Linked DNA regions of Homo sapiens: region 2 is linked to region 1. The links are chromatin contacts, found by Hi-C or POLR2A ChIA-PET in ENCODE. All regions are on one chromosome and are shown on one strand. The core of a region is the stretch at or near the end of the contact, and the rest is flanking DNA. Distances in the headings are between cores, read along the strand shown. Region 1 holds the start of KRTAP5-3 (keratin associated protein 5-3). Region 2 holds the start of KRTAP5-10 (keratin associated protein 5-10).

Region 1 (7,566 bases), core at 1,687-4,186:
GTTTTTGCAATTGGCTTTTAAACAAAAGAGCTGGGTTTGGTGTATGTTTCCTTGTCAAATATTTTTTTCCAATAACACAGGTGGAAGAAAACAGACAGGGCCTCTTTCTGGTCCAGCCATGGGGTGGAGGCCGTTTTTGACTTTCACCTTCCTCTGTGGGTCCAGCTCTCTCTTGCTTGTTGGCTCTGAGGATTATTTAGTTTTTCAACAGCTCAGTGACTTAAAAAAAATATATATGCTTTAAACATAGCACTTTAAAGCTTTATTTATTTACTTACTTATGTATTTATTTATTTATTTATTTAGAGAAAGAGTCTAGCTCTGTCGCCCAGGCTGGAATGCAGTGGTGCGATCTAGGCTCGCTGCAACCTCCGCCTCCTGGGTTCAAGCAATTCTCTTTCGTCAGCCTCCCAAGTAGCTGGGATACAGGCGCCCACCACCATGCCTGGCTAATTTTTGTATTTTTAGTGGAGACGGGGTTTCACCATGTCCTTTTAGAAGTTTCAGGGTTGTGAATAGTGTCTAGTCAACCTTACTACCGAAACAGAAACTCAGAAGCAATTTCTGAAACTTCCGTGTTGTTGAGTTTTCACTTTCTTGTCGCAGTTCCGCCAGGCACTCACTGCCTACCATCCTGTGAGACGGTGGCTTCCCGAGCAGCCTCCAGCGCTCTGCTGTTACAGACGCCTGGGTCTGGGGGCTCCAGCCTTGCAGCCCACCTCCTCCTCCGCCAGCTCCTGCCTTCCCTCCCCATGAGTCGAACATGCTGGACTTTGGTCTAGGCCCTCCAGCCTCCGGAACTGGGAGAAATGGTGTCTGTTGTTCCGTCTTCCAGGCTTACTCTGTGGGTTTTGTTCTGGCAGCCCCAGCTGACAGAGGCAGCAGGGAAGGGACAGGTGGGCACCTGAATCAGAAGTCTGTGTAGGGAGGTGTCACAAGGAGGCAGGAAATAGATGTCTGTAGGAAGCCTTCCAGGAGATGCTGAGGGATTTGGCGACTTGTGGGGGAGAGAAGCCCAAGGGGCCTCCCAATTCTGTATCCTGGAAGATGGGAAAGACGGAGACGCCCCAAGCCAAGTGGATGCCACGGCTGAGTTGTGCCCCCTGGTTCATATGTTGGAGTCCTCAACGCAGTATCTCAGAATGGCACCTTATTTGAAGATAGGTCTTTACAGGGGTGATTAGTTCAAACATGGACCTAATGGAGTAGGGTGGGCCCTAGTCTAATCTGTGTCCTTATGCAAAGAGATGAGGACGCAGACACACACAGAGGGATGAGTACGTGAGGATATAGGGATGGCGGCATCAGTAAGCCACGGAGGGAGGCCTCAGGAGGACCCGGCCCTGAGGCACCTCGATGGCGGATTCCGGACTCCAGACTGTGAGACAATCCACTCCTGTTGCTTAAGCCACACGGTTTGTGGAGCAGCCCTAGCAAACTCACACAGCAGGGTACGGGGGGTTCCCAAATGCCTGGGAGTGCAACTCTGTGGAAAGTGTACATTTCTCTAATCACACAGAAGTTGAAACAAAAGAATCACAATGCAAACTCGTGGGAGGTGCAGATCGTATTTATTTAGAAGATCTAGCCTAGGCACTTACAAGGCGAAGCCCTGGGGAAAGAAACAGGGCCAGGTCGGAGGTAGAAGAGGAGACTGGGCGCCCCTCCTCCTCAGGAGAGGATCCTGGGGTCTCCAATAATTCCGAGTCCTCTAGGTCAACTCCAAAAGCAATCGGAGCGGTGGCAGCTCAGGCAGGATGAAGACGAAGCGGGGAGGAGCCAGGAGGTTGCGGGGACCGGGGAGAGGCGGCAGCAGGTCGGAGGATTCCAGTGTCAGCGTGTTTCCAGCAGGCTCACAGGAGGGGCCCAGGGATGTGGGATCTTGAAGCCCTGAGAAGGTTGAAGTGGTGGGGTCAGGAAAGGAAGACGGGATTCCGGGAGGGTTGATGGGCAGGACCCAGCATGCCAGAAGCCCTCATGACCTCAGAGGCTGAGCGGCTGAGTACTGAGCCCTGGACGCTAGGCTGCCTTAGTCCAGAGGAGGACAGATTCAGAGACGTGCTTCAGGAATTCAGGACACAGCTGCAATCATTCCTGGAGAGCCCGGATCTGTAGGACCCACTGAGGTTTGTGGGCAGAGCCTCAGATCTTGCACTGGCAGCAAATTGGGACACAGCAGCTGGACTGGGAGGAGCAGGGCTTGCAGCAGCTGGACTGGCAGCAGGATGACCCACAGCCTGAGGAGCAGCAGCAGGGCTTACAGCAGCTGGACTGGGAACAGCAGGGTTTGCAGCAGCTGGACTGGCAGCAGGATGACCCACAGCCTGAGGAGCAGCAGCAGGGCTTACAGCAGCTGGACTGGGAACAGCAGGGCTTACAGCAGCTGGACTGGGAGCAGCTGGGCTTGCAGCAGCTGGACTGGCAGCAGGATGACCCACAGCCTGAGGAGCAGCAGCAGGGCTTATAGCAGCTGCACTGGGAGCAGCCACAAGAACCGCAGCCCCCCTTGGAGCCCCCACGAAATCCACAGACCCCCTTGGAACCCCCACAGGAGCCACAGCTGGAGGAGCAGCAGACGGGCACACAGCAGCTGGAGCCACAGCCCCCCTTGGAGCCTCCACAGGAGCCACAGCCCCCCTTGCAGCCCCCACAAGAGCCACAGACCCCCTTGGAGCCCCCACAGGAGCCACAGCTGGAGCAGGAACAGGCTGGCACACAGCAGCACACGGGCTTGCAGCAGCAGACAGGTACACAGCAGCCGGAGCCACAGCCCCCATAGCCGGAGCCACAGCCCCCACAGCTGGAGCCACAGCCCCCACAGCTGGAGCCACAGCCTCCAGAGCAGCCAGAGCAGCCCATGGTTCTGGTGGGTTGAGGGTGGAGCAGGTAGAGGAGCAGGTGAGAGGGAGGTGTGCAGGTGTGGAGTTCTCTGAGCCCGGGCTCTTTATATTCCTGCCCAGGTGTTTATACTGAACACGTGAATACTTCTGTTGTTGTTTCTGCTATTTCACATGCACAAGTGTTATTTTTAATCTCTCCACAATCCCATGAGCCACCATCAGCTCAAGCCAAGCTGTCCTTTCCTTGGTTTCTAAATTTGGCCTCTTCCTCATAGGTGTTTCCCTTTGTTAGAAGACACTGGGCTCCCTCTCCAGTGGGTGTCCCAGGAGCCTGGGAGGCGGTGGTTGCTTGGCCGAAGGGTGGACCATTGTCCTTGGTGCTCAGGGCTCTCCTCAGCGATGCAGACCCTCCACCCCCTGGCATTGGTGTTTATATCAAGGATGGTCATTTGGTAAAAAATAAAATAAAATAAAAATTAAAAAAATAAGCTGAAAGAAAGGCTGTCTATAGGTTCCACCGCTTAAAAACTTCAAGTATAAATATTTTGTCAAATCTGTAAAACAAAGTTTTGAAGAGCATGGATTTGAGTGTGGCCCTGGTTCTCCTTTGTCTTTCTTACCTCTTCCTCCTGCGGTTTGGCTCACTCCTCCAGACACGGATTAGACCCACGTTCCCTTCAGGCAAGCTGGGCTCACAGAGGGAACAGAGGAACAGGACCCTTTCTAATGCTTTTGAGTTTTCCTCTATTAATTCTTTGTAAAAATTCTACAAATCAATGGATATTCTTCAAGTTTATTCTTCTTGAAGGCTACAAAAATTTTGATTAGCCAACCTCTCTAACACACTTTTATTTTCTAAAAGATTAATTTTAATATTTTTTTTTTGAGAAGGAGTATCGCTCTTGTCACCAGGGCTAAAGTGCAGTGACGCAATCTCGGCTCACTGCAATCTCTGCCTCCTGGGTTCAAGCAATTTTCCTGCCTCAGCCTCCCCAGTAGCTGGAATTACAGGCGCCCACCACCAGGCCTGGCTAATTTTTTTGTATTTTTAGTGAAGACAGAGTTTCACCATGTTGGGCAGGCTGGTTTCGAACTCCTGACCTCAGGTGAACCACCCGCCTCAGTCTCCCAAAGTGCTGGGATTACAGGTGTGAGCCACTGCACCCAGCCAAATTTTAATTTTTTATTAAGGTAAAATTTACATGCAGTGAAAAAAAATTTTTTTTCTGAGTCTCCCTCTGTCACCCAGGCTGGAGTGCAGTGATGCAATTTCAGCTCACTACAACCTCTGCCTCCCGAGTTCAAGCAATTCTCCTGCCTCAGCCTCCCAAGTAGCTGGGATTACAGGCACCCACCACCACACCCAGCTAATTTTGTATTTTTAGTAGAGACGGGGTTTCACTATGTTCGCCAGGCTGGTCTCGAACCCCTGACCTCAGGTGATCCACCTGCCTTGGCCTCCCAAAGTGTTGGGATTACAGGCATGAGCCACCAGGCTTGGGCTGCATTTTTTTTTTTTTTTTTTTGAGACGGGGTCGCATTCTGTCGCCCGGGCTGGAGGGCAGTGGTGTGATCCTAGCTCACTGCAGCCTTGGTCTCCTGGGCTCTGCACATATTTTGAGTGTACAATTCCATGAGTTCCGCTAAACATGTACTCGTGTGCCCATCACTCCAACCATGACCAACTGCTTCACCCCCAGAAGTTTCCCTTTCGCCGCCTTCCCTTCCTGCCCATCGCTCCAGGCACAGCTCTGCTGACCAGTTGTGCCTGTTGTTGAATGTTGCAAAAATGAAATCATTAAAAATGTACTCTGGTTTCTTTCCCTCACGATGTTATTCTGTGTGTCAATGATTTGCTCTTCTTCTTTTTTTTTTTTTTTTTTTTTTTTTGAGACAGGGTCTTGCTCTGTCACCCAGGCTGGAGTGCAGAGTGGTGCGCTCATGGCTCACTGCAGCCTCGACCTCCTGGGCTCAAGCGATCCACCTGCCCCAGCCTCCCAATGTGCTGGGATTACAGGCATGAGCCACCACGCCTGGCCTTCTTCTTCTTTTGTAATCACCGCATAGTGTTTCTGTAGCAGGGCGAGCCGCAGACAAGAACCCCTCAGACACTGAATTGTAGAAGGAAAGGGCTTTATTCAGCTGGGAGCATTGGCAGACTCAGGTCTCCAAAAACCAAGCTCCCCAAGTGAGCAATTCCTGTCCCTTTTAAGGGCTTACAACTCTAAGGGGGTCTGTGTGAGAGGGTCGTGATCGATTGAGCAAGCAGGGGGTACGTGACTGGGGGCTGCATGCACCGGCAATCAGAACGGAACAGGACAGGACAGGGATTTTCACAATGCTTTTCCATACAATGTCTGGAATCTATAGATAATATAACCGATTAGGTCAGGGGTCAATCTTTAACTACCAGGCCCAGGGTGTGGCACCGGGCTGTCTGCCTGTGGATTTAGTTTTTACTTCTTTTTTCTTTGGAGACAGAAATTGGGCATAAGAAAATATGAGGGGTGGGGCCCCCCTTATTCCATGTAAAAATATTCTCCACTGCGTTCCCCCGTTCTCACGTTCATACATATTTGAATCGTTCACAGTTTGGGGCGATGATGAATAACACATAATCATGCCTTCCAGTCCTTCCGTATTCATGTTTTTAGTTTTAATTTTTTGGTCAAATATTGAGGACTGGCCTTGCTAGACCATAGAGTAGTGTATGCTTAACTTGCTAAGAAACAGACAGCTTTCCAAATGCTCATGCTGCTTTCCCCCTCCCCAGCAATGCCTGAGAGTGTCCGCTGCCCCAGGCCTGTCAGTACCAGCCAGCGGCTTTTCAAATGTGAGGCATCGGATGGGTGTAAAATCGCATCTCGTGTGCATTTTGACCTGTGTTTCTCTGATGACTAATGTTCGCAAGGATTCTTTCTTGCACTTATTGGACATTTGCACATCTTTCTTGTTAAAAAGTTTTGCTAAAATTGTTTGCCCATTTTATTGTGATTTTTTTTTGTCTTTTTGTTATTGAGTTGTTGGAACTCTTCATAAATTCTATATCAAGAATGAATATGTGAAGTGCTTTGCCATATGTACGTATATATATTTACATATATATTTCATATACATGTGTATATGTGTGTATATAATATATATATGTAGAATATATATATTGTATATAATTTTCTAGTATTTGACTTGCCTTATTGTTATCTGAACTTTTTATATGGAAATGTTTTTGATTTTGAAGTCCACGTTAACATTTGTTTTGACAGCTAGTGCTTTCTTGTGACCTCTTTGAAAACCCTTTTTCCTAGCATTTCCTTTAGAAGCATTAGAGTTTTAGTTTCTATATTTAGTTCTATGATGGATCTCAAGCTAATTTTTGCGTGTAATGTGAGGTAGGAGTTGAGATCCATTTTTTCACATTTTCATCCAATTGTTTCAGCAGCATTTGATAAAAAGACCTTCCTGGCCAGGCGCAGTGGCTCACGCCTGGAATCCCAGCACTTTGGGAGGCCAAGGAGGGCAGATCACCTGAGGTCAGGAGTGCAAGACCAGCCTGGCCAACATGGCAAAACCCTGTCTCTACCAAAAATACAAAAATTAGCCAGACATGGTGGGGGGCGCCTGTAATCCCAGCTACTCAGGGGACTGAGGCAGGAGAATCGCTTTAACCCGGGAGGTAGAGGCTGCGGTGAGCCGAGACTGCAGCACTGCGCTCCAGCCTGGGTGACAGAGTGAGACTCTGTCTCGATATAAACAAACAAACAAACAAACAAACCGTGCTTATCCCACTGAAATCACTGGTGTTTTTAATGAGAATCAGCCGACACGATGGCGAGTTTCTTCCTGTGTCCCGCTCCGCAGGTCTGTATGCCGCTTCCTAATGCAAACACAGCGTCACTGTGACATTATGGGAGGTTTTGAAGTTAAGTATTGTGAGACTCCAACTTCATTCTTCTTTTTAAAGATTGTTTTGTTTGTTTCCAATTCCTTTACTTCTCCAGCTAAATTTTAGAACCAACTTGATCATCTCAAATACCAAAAAACCCGTTGCTGTTGCAATAGACAGCTGAGGCACGGGAAAGACCCTGGAGAGAGCCCCTGTGCCATGTGGGCAATTGGAGAAGGCTGAAGGCTGAAGCTGGAGTTCTAAGACTGGGAAATGCCTGCTCACTCCAGCCCCCACCCCCATCACCAGACTATGGAGCCCGTGGGAACAAAGGTAACTGCACCCACCAAGTCTTTGTCTTTCCTCTTTTCTTTTCTTTCTTTCTTTTTTTTTTTTTTTTGAGACGGAGTCTCGCTCTGTCACCCAGGCTGGATGCAGTGGCCCGATCTCGGCTCACTGCAAGCTCCGCCTCCCGGGTTCACGCCATTCTCCTGCCTCAGCCTCTCTGAGTAGCTGGGACTATAGGCGCCCGCCACCACGCCCTGCTAATTTTTTTTTTTTTTTTTTTGTATTTTTAGTAGAGACGGGGTTTCACCGTGGTCTCGATCTCCTGACCTCGTGATCTGCCCGCCTCGGCCTCCCAAAGTGCTGGGATTACAAGTGTGAGCCACTGCGCCCGACCTGTCTTTCCTCTTTTATAAAATGCCTGCTGATGTCTATGAGTTGGTTCCTCTGTTTAGTTGTTTTCTTTGCTTGCTAATTGGTGTGAGCTCTTTGGGTTTTCAAATGCTGAGCCACGGTCAGCTTTATTTTATTTTATTTTATTTTATTTTATTTTATTAT
Region 2 (7,566 bases), core at 3,255-5,754, about 70 Mb after region 1:
GTTTCATTTTTTATTTTTTATCAAAAGCCATTCTGACTGATATGAGATGGTATCTCATGGTGGTTTTGATTTACATTCCCCTAATAGTTAGTGATGTGGAGCATTTTTTCATATAGTTGTTGGCCATGTGCATGTCTTCTTTTGAGAAGTGTCTGTTCATATCCTTTACTCACTTCGTAATGAAGTTATTTGTTTTTTGCTTGTTGATTTAAGTTCCTTGTAGATTGCAGATATTAGACTTTTGTCAGATGCACAGTGTGTGAATATTTTCACCCATTTTGTAGGTTGAGTGTTGACTCCCTGATAGTTTCTCTTGCTGTGCAGAAGCTCTTCCGTTTAATTACGTCCCGCTTGTCAATTTTTGTTTTTGTAGCAATTGCTTGTGAGGATTTAGCCGTAATTCTTTTTTAACAAGGCTGATATCAAGAAGGTGATTTCCTAGGTCTTCTTCTAGGATTTTTATAGTTTGAGGTCTTACATTTCGGTCTTTAATCCATCTTGAATTAATGTTTGTATATGGTGATCTGGTTAGCGGCCCAGTTTTATTCTTCTGGATGTGGAACTCAGTAATAAAAAGACAAATAACCCAATTAAAAAGTGGGCAAAGAATCTTAATTAGACATTTTCTGAAGAAGATACCCAAATGACAACAAGCATATAAAAAGACTCTGAGCATCATGATTCAACAGGGAGATGCAAATTGAAATCACAATGAGATACCATTTCACAAACACTAGGATGAATATAATGTAAAAGGTCAGACATTAACAAGTATTGGGGCAGGGTGTGCTTGTACCTGTAATCCCAGTGACTCAGGAGGCTGGAAGGGAGGATCCCTTGGGGCCACGAGTTTGAGTCTAGTATGGGTATCATGGCAAGACCTTGTCTCTACAAAAAATTAAAAATTTAGCTGGGTGTGATGAGGCACAACTGTAGTCCCAGCTACTGGGGAGTTTGAGACAAGGATTGCTTGGGTCCAGGAGGTTGAGGCTGCAGTGAGCTATGATCATGACACTGCACTTCAGCTTTGTCAACACAGTAAAACCCTGTCTCTAAAAAATAAATAAATAAAAATAAAATAAAATAACAACTGTTGACAAGGATGCAGAAACACTGGAACCTCCATGCACTGCTGTGGGAATGTAAATTGCTCAGCCACTGTGGAAAACAGTCTGCAGTTCCTCAAAAACTTAAGCAGAGAGTTACCATAGGGCCCAGCAATTCTGCTCATAAGGATGTTCCCAAGGGAAATGAAAACACATTCCATGCAAAAACTGGCACACCCATGTTCACAGCAGCATTACTCACAACAGCCAAAAGGTGGAAACAGTCTAATGTCTGCCAACTGAGGAATGAATGGTGTATTCATACAAAGGAAGATTAGTGTAAATAATTTATCATAGTAATGAAGTTCTGTTTCAGGCTGCAACATGGATGAACCACAAAACATTACACTAAGTGAAAGAAGGAAATTATAAAAGACCACATATCATATAATTTCACAGGTATGAAATTTCAAGAATAGAAAAATAGAGAGAGACAAAAAGTAAATTAGTAGTAGCCTCTGGCTACTACTAATGTTACCCATTTATCAGACTCAGGTGAGACACTCACATATGTCACAGGAAGTGGGTATACCAGTTACAGACAGGCAGCAAGGGAGAACAGGAGCCTCGGATTCATTGGGAGCCCTCTAGCCTCAGCAAAGCTTCCCAGGTGAGCTGAGTCTTATCCATGTGTGCCCCACTCACACCACAGCTGAGGGATCCCAGAAAGCCGCCTGCCCTCGGTCTTATGTCCCAGGGCTACAGGATTCACTGCACTAAAGCACGAAAGAATATCCTGTTTCTAGGAACTGGGACAAAGCCCGACTCTTCTGGCCAGTCCCTCCCTAACTCAGGATGTTGCATTCCCAGCATATTCTACAGTTATTCTTTTTCTTTCTTTATTAATATTTTAATTGAAGCATGATCATTGTACATGTTTATGGGGACCAGTGAGATATCAACTTCTTTAGCTTGCACCTGTGAGTGAGATCATGCAGTTCATCTTTCTGTGCCTGGCTTATTTCATTTAGCATAATGTCCTCCAAGCTCACCTGTATTGTCACATAGGGCAGAATTTTGTTCTGCTCTAGGGTTAAATAGAATTCCATTGTGTGTATACACCATCTTTTCCTTTTCATTACTTTTCCATGTTTTCCATTCATCTGTTGACAAGCACTTAGGTGCTTTCATATCATGGCTATCGTGAGCAGTGCTGTGATAAACATGGGGTGCAGATATCTCTTCAACACACTGATTTCTTTTCCTTTGGATACACACCCCATAGTGGGATTGCTGGGTTAGCTCTATTTTTAGCTTTTTGAGGAATCTCCATACAGTTTTCCTTAGTGGTTGTACAACTTCCCACTAACAGCATACGAGTTCCCTTTCTTCACTTCCTCTGCAGGATTTATTTTTGCCTTTTTGATAATGGCCATTCTGTGGGATGAGAGGACACCTCATTGTGGTTTTGACTTGCGTGTCCCTGATGATGAATGATGCTGAGCATTCCTTCAAGCTCTTGTTGGTCATTTGTACGTCTTCTTTCAGAAATGTCGGTTCAGCTCCCTCTGCAGTCACGCCTGAGAACCACAAGTGAGACACGGGGAGAATTGCATTGGTCTGAAGCCGCCTGGAGAACCGTCCTGTGGGGTAGTGAGTGGGGGGTACTAAAGGGCATGAGGTTATGAAATTTTCTACAACTGATTATGGTGATAGGTACACGGCTCTGTGAATATACTAAAAGCATTGAATTGTATACCTTAAATGGGAGAATTGTGTGGTATATGAACGATATGTCAATAAAGCTGTTAACAAAACAAGAAGAGGTATCAGAGAGGTTGGGGATCAGTGAAGCCGTGGTTGTATCAATGCACCAAGAGTTCTGGTGGAATGAAAGCACTGGAGAAAGTGAGCTAGAAAGAGGAGGGTGGCTGGAAGCGGGTGCATGGGACACACCCCACTGGGGTGCCCTGTGAAGAACAAGGGCACAGATATCACCACAGGGGTGAGGGGTGGGGAAGGATCTTTTACTTGTGTAAATGATCCCCACAGGGGCACTGCTTAACTGAGCAGTGGGAAGGAGGACACCATCCTCCAGCCCCCAGAATGGTAGAGCAACTGACAGCTTGCATCTTGAGCATGGAGAAGCTGCAGGCACCCAACTCCAACCCATGAGAGCAGCTGCAGGGGGTGAACCCTGCAAAGTCACGAGGGTGGAGTTCCCCAAGGCCTTAGGAGTCCACCCCTCACTCCAGTGTACCCTGGATGTGGGACTGGGAGTCCAAGGACATTATTTTGGAGCTTTAAGATTTAATGGCTGCCCTGCTGGATTTCAGACATGCATGGGGTCCGTAGCCCCTTCCTTTGGGCTGACTTCTCCCTTTTGGAATGGGAATGTTTACCCAATGCTTCTACCCTCATTGCATCTTGTAAGTAAATAATGTATTTTGATTTTCACAGGTTCATAGGTAGAAGGAACTTGGACTTGGGACTTCAGACTTGATGTTGGAATGAGTCAAGACATTGAGAGGACTGTTGAGAAGAGATGATCCTATTTTGTGATGTAAGGACATGAGATTTGAGGGGTCAGGGGGATAATGACATAGTTGGGCTGTCCCCTCCAAATCTCTTGTCGAAATGTAATCCCCAGTGTTGAAGGAGGGGCCTGCAAGGAGGTGTTTAGGTCATGGGGGCGGATCCCTCATAACTGGCTTAGCGCCATCTCCTTGGCGATGAGTGTGTTCACTCAGATCTGGTTGTTCGCAAGTGTGTGGCCCCTCCTCACCCCTTGCTCCCATTCTCACCATGTGGCGTGCCTACTCCTGCTTCGCCTTCCACCATGAGGAAAACCTCCCTGAGGGCCTCCCCAGAAGCTGAGCAGAGGTGGGTGCCATGCTTGTGCAGCCTGCAGAACCATGAGCCATTCTAACCTCTTTCCTTTATAAATTACCCAGCCTCAAGTATTTCTTTAGAGCAATGCAAAGAATGGTCTAACACACCCAGAAAGCTGAGACTGGTATGAGTAAAATATAAAGACCATGGATAACTTTTGAAATCTGAAAATGTAAAATTAATATTACTGGGGGAGTTAACACAGGAAAGATGAGAGCATGTGGGCAGAGGCTGTTGCCCATTGGTCACATGTGGTCAGCAGAGAGCAGGTGACCAGCACCCTGGAGCTTTGCAAGAAGTACCAGACAGCCTGGAGTTGAGGTTTTAATTATAGGGGCCAAAACAAACGGGGAAAAAGACAAATTTAGCATACAAAGAAAGTAGATGCTCAACTGAGCCAGGAGGAAGTCACTAGCAAAAAGGAAAAAAACAGAGCTCTGGAAAAATAATGTAAACAGTCACAAGAAAGGGACCCTGTGTCCTGCCTGACATCTGGACAGGTATATAAAGAGCCCGGGCTCAGGGAGCTCCACACCTGCACCTCCCTCTCACCTGCTCCTCTACCTGATCCACCCTCAATCTACCAGAATCATGGGCTGCTGTGGCTGCTCCGGAGGCTGTGGCTCCGGCTGTGGGGGTTGTGGCTCCGGCTGTGGGGGCTGTGGCTCCGGCTGTGGGGGCTATGGCTCTGGCTGTGGGGGCTGTGGCTCCAGCTGCTGTGTGCCCGTCTGCTGCTGCAAGCCCGTGTGCTGCTGTGTGCCAGCCTGTTCCTGCTCCAGCTGTGGCTCCTGTGGGGGCTCCAAGGGGGACTGTGGCTCTTGTGGGGGCTCCAAAGGGGGCTGTGGTTCCTGTGGGGGCTCCAAGGGGGGCTGTGGCTCCTGTGGGGGCTCCAAGGGGGGCTGTGGTTCTTGTGGGGGCTCCAAGGGGGGCTGTGGCTCCTGTGGGGGCTCCAAAGGTGGCTGTGGTTCCTGTGGGGGCTCCAAGGGGGGCTGTGGTTCTTGTGGCTGCTCCCAGTGCAATTGCTGTAAGCCCTGCTGCTGCTCCTCAGGCTGTGGATCCTGCTGCCAGTCCAGCTGCTGCAATCCCTGCTGCTGCCAGTCCAGCTGCTGTGTCCCCGTGTGCTGCCAGTCTAGCTGCTGCAAGCCCTGCTGCTGTCAGTCCAGCTGCTGTGTCCCCGTGTGCTGCCAGTGTAAGATCTGAGGCTCTGAACCCAGACCTTCAGGTTTCACCTGTTTGGTGAAAGCATTTGTTATGATTTCCCTGAATTAATTCATCCCACGCATCCTCCCTGAGGCACCTGCCCCTTCTCCAGCTCATCATCCATGCACGCACCTCCTTCCATGGCTCAGCTCTCCACTGGGCCCTGCCTTCAGCCTCCTCACTCCGGAAATGCATGTTTCCTTGATGCAGGAGGTGGCCTTGCCTGGACGCGGGCACCCAGCCAACTGCCATGGTGTTCCCTGCACTTGGGTGTGGACCATCTTCTTCTTCTCCCTCGGCTGACTGAGATGCAAGGTCTGACCCCACAAGGCCAGGCCAATGTTGCTCAGTGATCACTAAGAACCAGCTTCTCAACCACCATTGGGACCCTGGATCCTCCAGGGCCGCTCGCTGCCTGTTCTCCAGTGGCCACCTGTGACCAGGAAGGTCTCCTTCCTTCCTGTTGTCTCCATCTATTTAAAAACAATAACAAAGTAATGAATGAATTTCCTTACAATAAAGCCTCTCATGTCTGTAAATCAGCTGCATGCTTGGTGCAATTCTGTCCAACCCCTTTCCTGTGCAGTGACTGATTCTGCGTTCTGATCTGTCAGCTAAGCTGGGAAACGCCTGCCAGCAGGCCTGGTACATTCACAAAAAAACCTGCCATTCCCTTCTGTCCTCCTCTCAGCCTCAAATATCTTCAGTCTCTGCTCGCAGGAGAAGAGGGCAAAGCCCGGGAGGATTCAGCATTCAATGCCCGCCCTAGAGGCGCAGAGGGGCAGGCAGGCCCTGAGTCCTGACGACCAGCCAAGCAGGGCTTTGCACAAGACCCATGGCTTCCAGCTTCCCGCTCTCCTCTGGGGCCTCGGAAGGACCCCAGGCAGGGCAAGGTCGGAGGAGGGAGGAGTGAAGCACCGCTGAGCTCCAACGCACTCTGATTCAAACATTCAATTAGCCTTTTACAATTATGAGGTCAACGGCTTTCCATAACTAAAGGTAACCAGGAAGTTACAGAATGGCCCAAGGTGTCCTCGGAGCTCAGTCTCCCGGCAGGAAAGGAGAGTTCCTGGGAAGTGACACATTTGGGGACCCTGAGCCAAGTCCATCTGTTTCATGGTGACATGCCACCACGCTGAGCCTGTTCTCTGACCAGTGTCACAGGCAAGGCTTTAGAAATCACGCACTGGGGAGGAGGAGACAAGAGTGATCTGAGGACAATCTCCAGCCAAGCGAACCCGGAGGGAAAAGGTGGAGGGAAGACAGCACACAGGGAGTGCTGGTGAGAAATGAGCTCCCACAGAACACTCACAGATCTAAGCGACTGCTGATACTGCCGGGGAAGAGCAGAGTGGGAATTTCCAAGACAAATTTCTGAGAGAAAAGAGATGCAATGTAAGGAAAAATGAAATAATCTAGAAATAAAGGCTTAGATTAATTCAGCCACATTTAGGAAAGGGAATAAAAGTGTGTCAAAGGTGCATCTTGCTAGGGGACATGGCTATCGTTAGTTTCACGACGTTAAAAGGAAATGCTGCTTAAGACAGTTCACTCAAAAATCCAAACTGGGAAACTCCAGAAGGTGACAGCAGACATGAACGCAGAGTTCATTACATATGGGCCCTGTACATTCCCACAACCCACAGGACACCGAGCAACTAGGTAACAAAACCGAAAATGCATGCTGGAGACATAACAAAACCAGGTAAGCTGGGCATGGTGGCTCACACCTGTAGCCTCAGCTACGTGGAAGGCTGAGGTGGGAGGATGGCTTGAGCCTGGGAGTTTGAGGCTGCAGTGAGCTGTGATCGCACCCCTGGGATCCAGCCTCAGCAACCTAAAGTGAGATAGTGTCTCAAGAAAAAAAACAAGTGAACCTCAAAGTCCAAGAAGGTGGGGATAAATTTACAAGAGCCACAGTCCCCCAGGGTTTCAGTGTCTGTGTAGGAGAAAGCAAAGAAACATCTAACAGAGCCGAATACAGGGGAACCTCAAAAGAGCCAACAGGTGTGTGCTGGAAAAGCACAGCATGAATTTTGAATTCAGCTCCTGAAATGGGGAAGGTTTTCCTCTCTCCAGTGGAGAGTGGGTGCAAGGGCCCTCAGTAAGTCCCTATAGGCAATAAAAGAAAGCTAGGAAGCCTGCTGTGAAACAGATCACAGTGGTAGCGTACTGTTTCCAAAGGAGCTAATGAACAATGAAAGGAAATGATACCAGACATAAAAGAGGCTGCATGTGGTGGCTCATGCCTGTCATCCCTGCAATTTGGGAGGCCAAGGCAGGAGGATCACTTGAGGCCAAGAGATCAAATCCAGCCTGGACAATAAGGAGAGATCTTATCTCTACAAAAAAAAAAAATTTAAGTACCTGGGCATGGTGACACCCACTTGTAGTCTTGTTTACTCAGGAGGATTACTTGAGACCAGGA

Evidence for each region. A loop is a pair of places that touch in the nucleus more often than their neighbours do. ChIA-PET counts read pairs that join two places held with the same protein, here RNA polymerase II (POLR2A).
Region 2: a map of GM12878 shows a loop between it and region 1 (168-fold over the local background). The contact joins the promoter of KRTAP5-10 here to the promoter of KRTAP5-3 in region 1. A Hi-C loop is called at or near these places in 11 of 168 maps with a recorded cell type or tissue (GM12878, GM13976, HL-60/S4 and 6 more). POLR2A ChIA-PET finds 5 or more read pairs at or near these places in 1 of 52 experiments (Panc1).

What each region holds. Positions count from the first base shown.
Region 1 is chr11:1,605,527-1,613,092 of GRCh38, forward strand. It overlaps KRTAP5-3 (keratin associated protein 5-3), which reads right to left and starts at 2,937. Exons shown (of 1, transcript NM_001012708.2): 1 at 2,039-2,937. The coding sequence starts at 2,859. The coding sequence ends at 2,143.
Region 2 is chr11:71,561,059-71,568,624 of GRCh38, forward strand. It overlaps KRTAP5-10 (keratin associated protein 5-10), which reads left to right and starts at 4,505. Exons shown (of 1, transcript NM_001012710.2): 1 at 4,505-5,677. The coding sequence starts at 4,530. The coding sequence ends at 5,138. It also overlaps the pseudogene KRTAP5-13P. RefSeq lists an enhancer at 4,892-5,707.